2 separate regions of the Homo sapiens genome follow, and region 1 is linked to region 2. Evidence: chromatin contacts called from ENCODE Hi-C or POLR2A ChIA-PET data. All regions are on one chromosome and are shown on one strand. The core of a region is the stretch at or near the end of the contact, and the rest is flanking DNA. Distances in the headings are between cores, read along the strand shown.

Region 1 (6,478 bases), core at 2,979-5,478, 280 kb before region 2:
TCCACCAGCTATGGCAGGGAATGCCTACCCCCTTCTTGGCATTCCCCACCCCAGCCCAAGCTAGGGCCGGCCTGGTAAACGTTGTCTTCTTAGCCAGCTAACTTAAGCACCTTCCAGGGGCTCTGAGCTCTGACTAGTATTGAGGCAAACGACCACAGAGGGGCCAATCAGCTCTTCTCCGGTTTCCAGCTGTGGGGACTGGAGAGAAATCAATATGCACACAGCTCAGATGGGAGTAATCAAAGCGCCAGGGCTGATGCCACCCCCCTCTTTCTCACAGAGAGGTTTTAAGCCAAGCCCAGCCCTCCTGCATGGACTGGCCCACGAGGAATTCCTGTAACTCCAAGACCAGCAAAAGGAGGTGGCTCAGACTCCCCAATGCCAGCAAGGGGAAGGAGGGAGTGGAGAGCAGATGTTCTTGGCCCAGGCTTTAGACCAGTGGTTCTCAACCCCAGCTGTGCATTGGAATCATCTGGGGAGCTTTTAAAAGCACAGATGCCCAGGGCCCACCCTCAAAGTTTCTGACTTAATTGGCCTGGGGTTCAGCCTGAGCACAGAGATTTTTAAAACATCTCCAGGTGGTTCCAAAGTGCACCAGGGCTGAGACTCACTGAAGTGGGTTCATTTTTTTTTTTTTTTTTTTTTTTTTTTGGAGACAGAGTCTCGCTCTGTCACCCAGGCTGGACTGCAGTGGTGCGATCTCAGCTCACTGCAACCCCCGCCTTCCGGGTTCAAGCAACTCTCCTGCCTCAGCCTCCTGAGTAGCTGGGACTACAGGTGTGTGCCACCACACCTGGCTAATTTTTTTGTATTTTAGTAGAGACAGGGTTTTACCGTGTTGCCCAGGCTCATCTCGAACTCCTGAGCTCAGGCAATCCGCCTGCCACCTCTCATCGGAATCTTTCCCCCAGATCCAAGGGAAGATGGTTTTCTTCCTGCTACACTAAGGGTCAGACAGAGAAGGCATGCTTGGGCATCCCTTGTAAGACAGGGACTGTATTTTGTTTATCACTGTATCCCCAGTGGCCCACCCATGCCTGGCACAGATGAAGGGCTAAATGAACACTAGTGGAATGAAATGTGTGTGAATGAGTGAATGAATGAATGAATCCCATTGCCTCCCACCTCTCGAGTGCCCTAGAACTTTCAAAGTGTGGTCTGCAAACCAGCAGCTTTTCATGACCAGGGAACTTGTTAGAAATGCAGATTATCAGGTCCTGTCCCAGATCCACTGAAAGAGAATCTGCATTTTCACAAGATCCCCAGGTGATTCATGTGCACGTGACCATATCATGAGTTCTCCCGTATATGAGCGGTTCTCCACCTTCACTGCACATTACAACTACCCATGAAAGTGTAGCTAGCCCACCCATGATCTCTGGGAAGTGCTTGTTAAGTGCTCCCAGGTGATTCTGATGTGCAGCCCAGGTTCAGAACCTATGTACCATAAGTCCCTCTGCCACAGCAGCCTCTGTGCAGGCTCAGCCTTGACTCCAGCCTACCTGGGAGACCCTCTCTTGACCATCGTACCCCCTCTTGGGATAAAAGCCAACCTCCCTGCAACCCAGGGACCACCCACTTAGCTCTACAAAGACCTCTGGGACAGACTGCCCCGTTCAAATCCAACCTCCGCTGCTTCCTAGCTGAGCGGCCCTGAGCAAGTCATTCAACTCTCCCATGCATCAGTTTCCCCGTCTGTACAATGGAGCTCATTGGGGAAAAAAATAAACTTACTACATTGGGTTGCATGACGATTCAATGGCTTAATTGATCTAAAGCACTTAGAACAGTGCCCCTTCCCTGAAGTTTTCTTGGCTTCTGTAACAGACTTCCGAATAAAAGAGTTTAGATAAAGAAAGGCCAGATTAAGAACCTCAATCCTGCAAACTCTGCTTCCATGAAGAGAGCAAATGAGAAGAAAAGATGGTGATAGTGTAGGGAAAATTAAGACTGAATGAAAAGGCTTAGCCATCTAGCCTATTTTCATTATTTGTGAAGAAAAATCAGCACCACTGAGTCCTTGGGGTCCCTAGGACTGGAACGATGGCACTAGAGGGAGGACTAAGGTTAACAAGGCCAGTTCCTCCCCCAAAATGCTCCCACTCCAGGAACACAGGCCTGCCTCACTGTGCTCAGGACAGGGGCAGCTCCATTCCTCCACAGCAGAGCTTCTCTGTGGATTCTTCCGTGACCTACACAGGGCTGCCTGGTTTCCAAGCCCTTCCCTAGGGCTCCAAACTAGGGTGTGTGTGTGTATGTGTGTGTGTATGTGTGTGTGGTGTGCTGCATGTGTTGTGTGAGGTGTGATGCGTGTGTGTGTGCAGCCCAGGTTTGGTCTGTGGGAGGGGTGTGTTATGTGGTGTGTGTGTGGTGTGGTGTGTGTGGTGTGGTGTGCATGGTGTGTGTGGTATGTGTGGTGTGTGGTCTGGTGTGTGGTGTATGTGTGGGTGTGGGTGTGTGTGGTGTGTAGGGGTGTGTAGGGGTGTGTGTGGTATGTGGGTGTGGTGTGTGTAGTGTGTGTGGTGTGTGGTGTGTGGTGTGGGGAGTGTGGGGGTGTTGTGTGTAGTGTGTGGTGTTTGTATGGTGTGGGTTGTGTGTGTGTGTGGCGGGGGGTGTGGGGGAGTGTGGGGGGTGTGTATGTGGCATGTGGTATGTGTGTGGTGTGTGGCATGTGTGTGGTGTGTGTGTGGTGTGTGGTGTGTGTGTGGTGTGTGTGTGGTGTGTGGCATGTGTGTGGTGTCTGTGTGTGGTGTGTGTGGCGTGTGTGTGGTGGGGTGTGGGGGGGTGTGGGGAGTGGTGTGTGTGTAGGGTGTGTGGTGTGTGTTTGGTGTGTGTGGTGTTTGGGTGTGTGGTGTGTGTGTGGTGTGTTGGTGTGTGGTGTATGGTGTGTGTGTGTGGTGTGTGGTGTTTGTGTATGCGGTGTGTGTGGCGTGTGTGTGTGCGTGTGTGGTGTGTGTGGTGTATGGTTTGTGTGTGGTGTGTGCGGTGTGTGTGTGTGGTGTGTGTGGTGTGTGTGTGTGGTGTGTGTGGTGTGTGGGTGTGTGGTGTGTGGTGTGTATCTGTGCGTGTGTGGTGTGTGCTGTGTGTGAGTGTGGGGTGTGTGTGTGTGTGTGTGTGTGTGTGTGTGTGTGTGTGTGTGTCGGGGGAGGGGTATACGCAGTTTCCGTGCGGAAAGATGGTGTCTTTCCTTCACAGGGCTGCGCGGGCACCCATCCCCGCTGCAAAGCGCCCGGGCCAGGCGCGGCTTGCTCCGGGTCGGGGCGAGCTCGCTGCCCTCTGCGGCAGACAGCGATGCGCGCTCCCCGCCCCAGCTCCCGGCTCGCCCGGCGGCCCGCGCGCCCTCCCGGTGCAGCATGCGGGCGCTGTGACGTTCTCGGATAAATGCCGTGTAACTGTGTAGGCGAATGAGAGCTAAAAATAAGAACGGAAAATCTATCATTAAGGTATCATTGCGCCAGCGCAGCTATTTGAAGGCTCCCATGGTCCCCGGCGCCTGCGTTTGAAGCCCGCCTTCAGGCTTTGGGGGGTATTTGCAGAAAACTCCCAGCAGCGGCTCGCCAACCAGACCTCAGGGTGCACGGGGGGTGGCGCCGGTAATTATGGCAACTCTCAAAATAAAATAATATAAAATAAAGTAACCAACGTTCACCAACCACCACCCCATCTCACCCCCTGTACTGTCCTCAGGTAGCTGGGGAAGCCGCCGGGAGTGCAGCCGGATGCTGGAATTCAATGTGACCCGGCTGACTATGCAAAGACTAGGACTGGACGCTTTTGCAGCTCTATTTCGCCACCCACCTTCCTCCTTCCACCTCGTATTAGAAATAAAGTGGGGGGGGGGGGCGAGCCTTTGGAGGAGAAAATGACAACTGGCACTTAACCCCAGGTCTACAGTGCGCCGCGGTGGGGCGCAAAGACGCAAACTCCCGGGATGGCGAGCCTTCGGGGTTTCATTGGGTTAAACGAAAATTGATCTGATTTGCTTTTTAACATCCGAGGGAGAGAAGGGGAGATGAGGGGAGGGAGGGCAGGGTTTGAGTGTGTGCGTGTGCGTGTGCGTGTGTGTGTGTCTGGGGAGGGGGAGGAGGCACCAAGTTGCAGCCTGCGCGCGGCTCTGCGCCTCGGCGGGGCTGCGTGCGTGTGTCCCTGTCCGCGCTGCTGAAACGGGCTCTTCGAGGGATCGGCGTCACATGACTCCGCCTGCCCCTCGCCAGCGCGCAGATCGCCAGTCCCTCAGTTTGCCCGGCACCGGAGGAGGGTCGGGCGGCATCTTCCGGGTACTGGGGCTCTGCGGAGCGGAGAAGAGGTTCCAGCGGGGAATGGTATATCTGGATTCAAGAAGCCGCGGCTCGGCGCCAGATCCTGGAGTGTAGATATTTGGGGGGAGGGGAGAGCTAGAGGGAGCGAGCGAGCGAGCGCCAGAGAGAGGCAGCGCGCAGCGCGCACGGACGGGGGGCTGCTGCGCGGAGAAGATGTAAGCGCGTGGGGTCTCGCTGGCCTCTGAGCACCATGCAGAAGGGGATCCGGCTGAATGATGGCCACGTCGCGTCCCTGGGACTGCTGGCGCGCAAGGACGGCACGCGCAAAGGCTACCTGAGCAAGCGGAGTTCGGACAACACAAAATGGCAAACCAAGTGGTTCGCGCTGCTGCAGAACCTGCTCTTCTACTTCGAGAGCGACTCGAGCTCGCGGCCCTCGGGGCTTTACCTGCTGGAGGGCTGCGTCTGCGACCGCGCGCCCTCCCCCAAGCCGGCGCTGTCGGCCAAGGAGCCGCTGGAGAAACAGGTGAGGCGAGCGTCGCGTCCTGACCTCCCTGCGTCCCGGCCGCGGCCCTGGGGGCTCAGGGCCTTCGGCTGGCTGATGGCGCTTGAACTTTGGCCCCTCTACTCTTGGCGCCCTAGGCGCTCTCTGCACCCTCAGCGAGAGGGGAGGCTTGCTCCCAGCCAGGCGAGTGACTGCGGCGGGCAGAGGGGGCAGGGATTGAGGGCGGGGAGTAGATGTGGGCTGCGGCTGCCCTTCGCCGGACGAGCCCCGTGGGAGGCGGGTACAGAGGGGCCGACACCTGGAGATGCAGAGGAAGATGGGGTCCTAAGGACCAGAGACGATGAGTCTGGACACACGTCCAGCCAAAAATGGTGCTCCCAACCCCCACTCCCACCGCCCAGCCCTAATAGCCCCGATCGTCTGTTCTACACCGGGAACGTGTAATTCCCCGCGCTTAGGCATGGGAAGGGCAAGACGGAGGCGTCCGAGCGCTGCCAGCCCTTGCCTCGCCGCAGCTGAGGGCGGAGAGCGGTCTGCGCTAGCTCCTCGGAGTTGGGCTGGGGTTATGGGGCTACACGGGTCGGTTCGGTACCATCGAGCGGTGGTGGGCTCCCAGCTGGCGGCCGCCGGAGCAACAAGCCCAAAGATTCCCAAGGACCGCTCTGATGCGCCGGGGCTAGGGCCAGGGCTGCTGCGGAGGCAGCGGGACGAAGTGGGCGCTTCTCTCCTCCCCCGCCCCCTGCGCCGCCGCCGCCGCCGCAGTCGCGGCTATAGCGCTGCGCTCTGGTTTCCTGAGCTGCAAGGCTGAAGAGCCAGGCCTGGCTCTAACAGGGAGCCCGGGCGGGGTGGGGGTGAGCCTCTGGCGTGAAGGGAGGAGGGGCACCTGCAGAGAGAGCCACCTTTAAGCTTGGTGCGCTTTCCAAAAGCATCTGGTCCAGTCCCTTGCCACTAGGAAGATAAAGCAGATGATAGTGGATCCTAAAATGCCACTGCAGGCAGGAACCTTCCATCCATAGGGCCTAACGGCTGGTGATTGCCTAGATGGGGACACTGAGGCCCAGAGAGAGAAATTCACTTGCCCAGCGTCATGCAAGTTGTTGAGGCCGTCCCAATGTTCTGAAAAGACAACCGAGATCTCAAAAGCCACTGCTGCATGAAGACACAGACTGGTGGTGATTGAATTGGTTGAAATAAAAGCATCGCTTGAAGTCTTCCTCCCAATTGTCAGGACAGAGATCCGAGCTCAGTCTCTCTAGCACATCTCTTCCTTCCCTACCTTCAGCCAATGGGTGTTAGGAGATAGTTTCTGAGGACTGGGAAGTGTGGACAGGAATTTTTGAGGGTGGGTCCCTGGGGATGACAAGCCATGTGGTGAGCAGGGGCTCCCAGATGGAAAGAAGAGCAAAGAGCAGGCAGCTCCTTAAGCTTCAGCTCAAATGGAGCCTGGGGAACTCATGTGGAAGAGCCAGTCCCAGGCCAGACTAGAGAATTTGCTCTCAGCCCTTCAGAACTTGCCCCTCTCCAGCCAGTGTCTACCCATATACCCATACCTACCCGGGGCCTGCAGCCCAAGCCCCAGCCCCAGCCAGATCCCCCCTCCATCCCTCAACCCACTACACTAGATCACAGAGCTGAGCTCCTGGGTAGGCAGGAAGTGAGGGGTGGGGGAAGCCAAGTTGGCATGGGCTCATATTATCTGTTCTCAGCCCCCTGG
Region 2 (7,004 bases), core at 1-2,500:
GAAGTAGGTGAAGCCAGGAGGGGCTGGTAGGTTGGGCGAAGAGGAAGGTATCAAGGGACTGGAGGAAGAGCAATACATAGTGGGACTGTGAAGGTGGAAAGGACTGCAGAGTCGGGTCTGACAGGGGGGCACCTGAGCTTCGGATTTCCAAGATGGAGCAGTTCTGAGGGATGACACAGCCCAGGCTTTGGCCCTGAGACCTGATGGCTGAGGTGGAGTGGAAGGTCACTGGAGATGAGATGGAGGAAGTAGGTGACCCTGTACTACACAAATTCCCTAGAGGACAGACAGGTTGAGGGTGGAGAGGAAGCCAGAAGTGAGCTTCCAGGAATTGAATGAAAGGGCCCAGGAGATTGGACAATGAGGAGGTGTGCGGGCCTCAGAGGGCAGGGGGCACACAAAGACTAACCAAGGGGAGGAAGCTGACCGCAACCGCCCCGAGGACAAGACGGGCGTCCTCGGTACAGGGCCATGTTTAGTGACGGCAGAAGGGAGAAAGGAAGCTCCTGGGAGCACAGGGGGAAGGGGAGCCGGAAGCCAGAGCCAGGGCTGGGGCCACGAAGGACAGACGGCCGGTGTTGGAGGCGGAGGCTGGCCTGGGATGTGAGGCTGGGGTTGGCCGGCCTCCAGGCTCCCCGGGAGCCCCTGCTGAAAGTCTGTGGGCGCTGGCCTGGGCGAAGCCGCGGTCCCCCGCCTGTGGGCTCAACTCTGCGCTCTGCTTCAAGCAAACGCACTAGGAGAGGAGTCAGGAGACGAGGAACTGCGGGGCCCCACCTCGCGCGGGCAACCGCTGTCTGTCCAGGGAGGGCCCAGGCCTGTCTCCGCAGATAGCTTTGAAGCAGGGCCCCCGGTGTGGCCCTCTGGAGGCCTCCCGCGTCCCCTTTTGAGGGGCTGCCCTGCTTGGCCTGGGGAACACAGCGAAGGGCACCTCGTGGAGCCCAATTTAGGGACAACACATTAATTCTGGAAATTCCAGATTCTTTCCGGGGGTCCTCAACCGGCCGGGGTCGGAAAGGCCTGGCAGGGCTCCGCCGGCAGGGGGCGCTCGGGACAGGGGGGCGAGGGGGGCGGACATCCGTTGCGGGGCGCTGCCTGCGCCGGGCCGGCCAGCCCTTGAGGCGAGCACGGCCTGCGGGGCCGATGAGGCCGGGGCCGGCCGGGGCGGGGCGGGGCCAGGGGCGGGGGAAGGAGTCCGAGGGGCGGGGCGGGGGCCGGCAGCCGCCCTCCCTCACTCTCCCTCCCTTTCTTTCTTTCTTTCTTTCTCTCCTTCTAGCTCTCTTGTCTTTTCTTTGCCTCTGCAGCGGCCAAGGGGGCGGGCCCTGCAGCCTTTGTTGCCCGCGGACCGAGCGCAGCCGAACGGAGTCGGGGCCGGGTCGCCGGGAGCTGCACGCCGGCCGGGCATGTCCTGAGCCGGACCTGGGACCAGGCAGCGACCGGACGGGACGGACGAGAGCGTGCGCGCGGGGTCACCCGGCGGCCGCCCGGTTCCTGCCATGCCCGGCGGCCCCAGTCCCCGCAGCCCCGCGCCTTTGCTGCGCCCCCTCCTCCTGCTCCTCTGCGCTCTGGCTCCCGGCGCCCCCGGACCCGCACCAGGTGGGTGTCCGCCCCTCCCCGGCCAGCCGGGCCTGCCACCCCTTCCCGCTCCCCCAGTCTCGGTTTTGTCCCTCCTCACCTTTGTGGACCCCGCGCCGGCTCCGCTGTGCCTGGAGTTGGTCGCGTCTTCCGCTCCCTGGGTATTAGGGGACAGTAGTCGGGGTCGGGCCGGGCCGGGAGCGAAGCCGCGCTTCTGGGGAAACTTCCTCGGCCCCTGATTCAGTTACTGACACTGCCTGTCGCCTGGAATAAGCCCCTTCCGCTCTTCGGGCTCCGGTTTCCCCACCTCGGGTGCAGCAACGCGCCTGGCTCCCGGGAGAGCTCTCGTCCGAGTGGGCTGGACGGAGCGCGGTTTACCCACTGAGGATTTGGTTTCTCACACTCCTTAGCGAGGCTCGCCTGGAAAGCGGGCTGGCCGGGACACAGCCGGCGAGGGCGCCAGGTCGCAGGTCTTCGCGGGACCCCGCCGCCCCCCCAGCTCCCGCCCACCGCATCTGGGCTGCTGGCGCGGCCCCTGGCGGCTCGGGGGGCCGGGTCTTGCGCGGTCCTTGCACTTCCTGCCTCTCCCTTCCCCAAGTGTGAAGACGCCGGGAGTGGAGCGGGGAGCAGGAGCTTCTTTTCCCGGCCATGGGTTAACTCTCCCCGCCCCGCCGGGCCGGCCTCCGACGAGCCTCTGGCCTGCGTCCAGACTCTTGTTTGGCGGCGACCTGCCGGGCGGCCGCGCTGCTGGCGCGTCCGACGCAGCCGGCCTGGGAATTCAGTAACCGAGGATGTAGGAGACCCCAGGCCCGGTGCTCAGGGAGCTCCCAGTCAGGGGAGCCGGTGGATAGTGGGGAGAGTCCTGCAATAGAGCCGACCGGCAGGCTTTGTAGGAGAGGAGGGGCATGAGGTTGGAGAGACTGGAAGGATGGATGGATTCTGGATGAGCTAGAAGGGCGTGGAGGGAGTGGGGCCCTCCCCTGGGGAGCATCAGTCGGGGGACTGGATTAGGGTTGCTTGCTGGGATGGGGTCGACCTGCCTCCCCACTGGAGGGATTGTGACGAGAAAGTAGTCTGGGCGGGAAGGATGGGGACATTGACTCTTGATCTTAGAGGTTTGGGAAGCCGTTGAGGGGAGCAGCTGATGAAAGCAGTGTTTTGGAAAGATTTGGTCTAGCAGCCATGCGCAGAGCGCAGAGGGAGCGAACATTTAATGAGCACCTACTGTGTGCCAGCCTCACGGGTTCTTATTTCTCATCATCTCCACAACAACCGTGCAAAGCAAGTGATGGAAAGTCCTTTTATGGACCAGCAAACAGGCTCAGAGTAGAGCGACCTGTGGGGTTGGACTCCTGAGCTTCCTGAATGAGGCTTGTGTTTTCCACTGTCCAGAGCTGGGGGCTGAGGAGGATGAACCGGGCGATGGGAATGGGAGAGCAGGAAAATGCTTCCCTCAGGACTTGGGTCCTGGCCCCCTGGCAGCTGTGGGAAGAGTTGGGTGCGGTCAACCTCGTGGGATTCTTATGAGGATTAAATGAGATATTGAATATGTCAGTTGCTCAGGCAGGACACAGTGACTACAATGTAGTGGTCATTATTTTTATTAATCTGCCAGGCCGACCCAGGACTCCCCAGATGACCTGGACCTGCTGTTTGAGGGTGGAGGCAGGCCAGGCACTCTCTCCAACCTAATCTGGGCACAAACACTCCAAGGGTGAAGTCTGTCTCTAGTGTTCCCATAGATATAGAGCATGGGGTCCTTCCTGTTCTGCACTCCCTCAGGATTGGTGACTCTGAGGCTGCTGGCCTGTTTGTCATTTTCTTTGAAGCCCAGGACCTAAGCCTGGGGCTCCTCCTACCACTGAATGTTACCTTCTTTAAGACCAAAGGGCTCATCCTGGGCTCACTTTTAGGAAAATATATCCCTTTTCCCCACTTGTGACTGACCCAGGGACCTGCTAGGGTTTCTGAGGCTGGAGCCCAGTCATGTGTCCTCCTCATGCCGTATGGCACATGTGAACTCTGTGTGCATGTGTTTCTGTGCATACTAGAACTCACAGAGGAGGGCATTCACATACTACCCCCCACCCTGCCAGTTATTTTTCCTCCTTGGCATGAGCTGTGGGTCATTTGAAGGGCTGGATTGTAACTCAGGTTCTTGATAGGGAGGTGAGGGTAAACACCATCTTGGCATTTCTTTGGTAGAAGCTCCAAAGTGACAGTTCTGTCACCCAGGGGAGATATTAAAAGTATTTAACACCCAATGTGGCAGGAGCTTGGTCCAATCAGAACAGACCTCCTGACTTGGCAGAATAGATTTGGCCATGAATCTCTGGCAGTCCTCTTGAATGGTGCCTGTTGCCATCCCACTGTCACTTGAACTCTGCAGGCTCAGCTTTGTTGCAAGCACATAACCGGTCGAGACTGGAACCTGCAATTACTCCTTGCTGGCACTGGGTGGTGCTAGTTTCAGCCACCAACATCTCTACTGAGTGAGGTCAACTAGGCTACAGTGAAAGTTACTTATTTTTAAACTTACCCCTGCACTTTTTAAAAATATTTTAATGGCAAAACAATACAAGTTCACTATAAAAAAAGGTAATGCTGGCGGGCTGCAGTGGCTCATGCTTGTAATCCCAGCACTTTGGGAAGCTGAGGCTGGCGGATCACTTGAGGCCAGGAGTTCGAAACCAGCCTGGCCAACATGGTGAAACTCCATCTCTATTAAAATACAAAAATTAGCTGGACATGGTGGTGCATGCCTGTAATCCCAGCTCCTCGGAAGGCTGAGGCATGAGAATTGCTTGAACCCAGGAGGCAGAGGTTGCGGTGAGCCGAGATCGCACCACTGCATTCTAGCCTGGGTGACACAGGGAGACTGTCTCAAAAGAAAAAATCTGAACAAAACAAGAAAAAAATTATTGCAATAAAAGTGGCAACATCCTGTAAGTCTATTCTTTTATTGTTGATTGAAAAACATGTTTTAGACCAGACACAGTGATTCACACCTGTAATTCCAGCACTTTGGGAGGCCAAGGTAGGCAGATCGTTTGAGCCCAGAAATTCAAGACCAGCCTGGGCAGCATAATGAGACCCCATCTCTACAAAAAAATTTAAAAATTATCCAGGCCTGGTAGTCCACGCCTGTAGTCCCAGCTATTTGGGAGGCTGAGGTGGGAGGATTGCATGAGCCCAGGAGGTCAAGGCTGCAGTAAACCACGATCGCATCACTGCACTCCAGCCTGGGAGATCTCAGAAAAAAAAAAAAGAAATAAATAAATAAAAACATGTTTTTTGTTTTGTTTTGTTTTGTTTGTTTTTAAGCCATTAGGCAAACAGATAAAACAACAAGTTTTTAAAAGAAAAAGCTAAATATACTTTAGAAGTTCTCTTGCTAATTTTCAGTCATAACTTAGCTCACATTTGCTATGTGCCAGCTGTTGTTATAAGCACTTACATACTAACTCATTTAATTCTTACACAACCAAAGAGAGCAGCTGTAATTATTATCATCCCCATTTTACAGATGGAGAAACTGAGATTCTGAGTGGTTGAGTAATTTACCCATGGTCTCACAGATATGGGTAGCAGAGCTGGGATTCAAACACAGCCTCTCTGGCTCTAGAGCTCACTAATCCGAATGCTTTTCACCTGCGGCATAGCTCTACTTAGCCCTGTCCACATTTTTGAACTTAATAGGATGCTTCTTTGTAAGTCATCTGGAATTTCTGTCTTGCAATATTTGCCCAGGATCTACAGCAGGTATTCTCAACAGGACTGTACATCCGCTGGGGCATGGGTTCTTCCCCAGAGATACTTTATTTTTTTTAAGCTTTTGGGGCCTTTTCTCCCCAGTGGTTGATTCCTCAGTTACATACCTGCTTCCATTCCCCAACCACATGCATTTGAGGACAAAACTTGCCTAAAAGAGTGTCATGTAGCTCCCCCAGTTGAGAATTTTAGAGCTGGTTGGCATCAGTGCCCCCCTGACCTTCAGCTCATCTTTAGCTGCCTTGGCTGGGATTGTCCTTGCCCTGGGAACCAACGTTAATACTCACTTAAAACAAGTGTTGGAGGGTGGGCATGGTGGCCCATGCCTGTAATCCCAGTACTTTGGGAGGCTGAGGCGGGTGGATCACCTGAGGTCAGGAGTTCGAGACCAGCCTGGCCAACATGGCGAAACTCTACCTCTACTAAAAATACAAAAATTAGTTGGGCATGGTGGCTTGCACCTGTAATTACAGCTACTTGGGAGGCTGAGGCAGGAGAATTGCTTGAACCCAGCAGCCGGAGGTTGCAGTGAGCCAAGATCATGCAATTGTACTCCAGCCTGGGGGACAAGAACGAAACTCTCTCTCAAAAAAACAAAAACATAAACAAAACAAAACAAAAACAAGCCTTGGAGTTGTAGCCTCCACGAACTGTGATCCTTGGGAAAGTTAGGAAATCTCCCACTGCGAGTGAACCTGGGAAGTAGTTCTTCCCTATCTCTGTCATTTTCGTCTCCTTGACCTGGGCTCCCTTCCTTACGTTTTCTGGCCTGGATTCTCCAAGCAGATGAGGAAACAAACCCAGAGATATGCAGTGACTCAGATTATACAACTATTAAGTGGCCCACTTGGGCCTGCCCTGGGTCTTGTTACTTTCAAAGCCCATGCTCTATAGTGCATTATTTTGTCCCTCCATTGCCTCCCATTTTACAAAACACATGCCTGGACCAAGATTAAACTTCTTGTTGCCCTTTCTTACTTCTGGCTTTTCCCCACTTCTCTGAGGGTTTACCACACAGTGCCCCTACCACCATGAGGCCCTTCTTGTCTTCACTGTTGAATTAACATATGTTAAGGGACATCTCAAATGCATCCTCCTTGATGAAACTTTTCTTCATTCCAATGCATCCATAAGGTGTCATCCTTTCCCCTTGCTTGGACCTTGTCAGCACTGTGCCAGAGTGGGGGTCTTGGGTCTACTGCACCCATTTTTCTGTTTTTTTTTTTTTTTTTTTTTTTTTTTTGTGTGTGTGTGTGTGTGTGTGTGTGTGTGTGTGTGTTTTTGGGGGGGGGAGTCAGAGTCTCGCTCTGTCATCCAGGCTGGAGTACAGTGGTACAATTTCTGCTCACTGCAACCTCCGCCTCCCAGGCTCAAGTAATCCTCCCACCTCAGCCTCCGGAGTAGCTGAGACTATAGGCATACACCACCATGCCTGGCTAATTTTTGTATTTTTGTAGAGATGGGATTTCACCATGTTGCCCAGGCTGGTCTCGAACTCCTGAACTCAAGCAATCTGCCCTCCTCGGTCTTCCAAAATGCTGCGATTACAGGTGTGAGGCACTGCGTCTGGCCATTTCTCCATTTGAAGGCAAGGATGGTGTCTTACCCACTTTCCTGGACTTTGGAGCACCTAGTGCCCCCTCACAGTTAGTAGCCAAGGG

Evidence for each region. A loop is a pair of places that touch in the nucleus more often than their neighbours do. ChIA-PET counts read pairs that join two places held with the same protein, here RNA polymerase II (POLR2A). Pooled maps may share reads with other maps.
Region 1: a pooled map shows a loop between it and region 2 (2.6-fold over the local background). The contact joins the promoter of RASGRF1 here to the promoter of ADAMTS7 in region 2. A Hi-C loop is called at or near these places in 1 of 50 pooled maps. POLR2A ChIA-PET finds 5 or more read pairs at or near these places in 2 of 52 experiments (HEK293 and naive thymus-derived CD4-positive, alpha-beta T cell).

What each region holds. Positions count from the first base shown.
Region 1 is chr15:79,088,530-79,095,007 of GRCh38, reverse strand. It overlaps RASGRF1 (Ras protein specific guanine nucleotide releasing factor 1), which reads left to right and starts at 4,228. Exons shown (of 27, transcript NM_001145648.3): 1 at 4,228-4,785. The coding sequence starts at 4,510.
Region 2 is chr15:78,805,710-78,812,713 of GRCh38, reverse strand. ADAMTS7 (ADAM metallopeptidase with thrombospondin type 1 motif 7) reads left to right here and starts at 1,250. Exons shown (of 24, transcript NM_014272.5): 1 at 1,250-1,593. The coding sequence starts at 1,494. RefSeq lists a silencer at 803-1,222.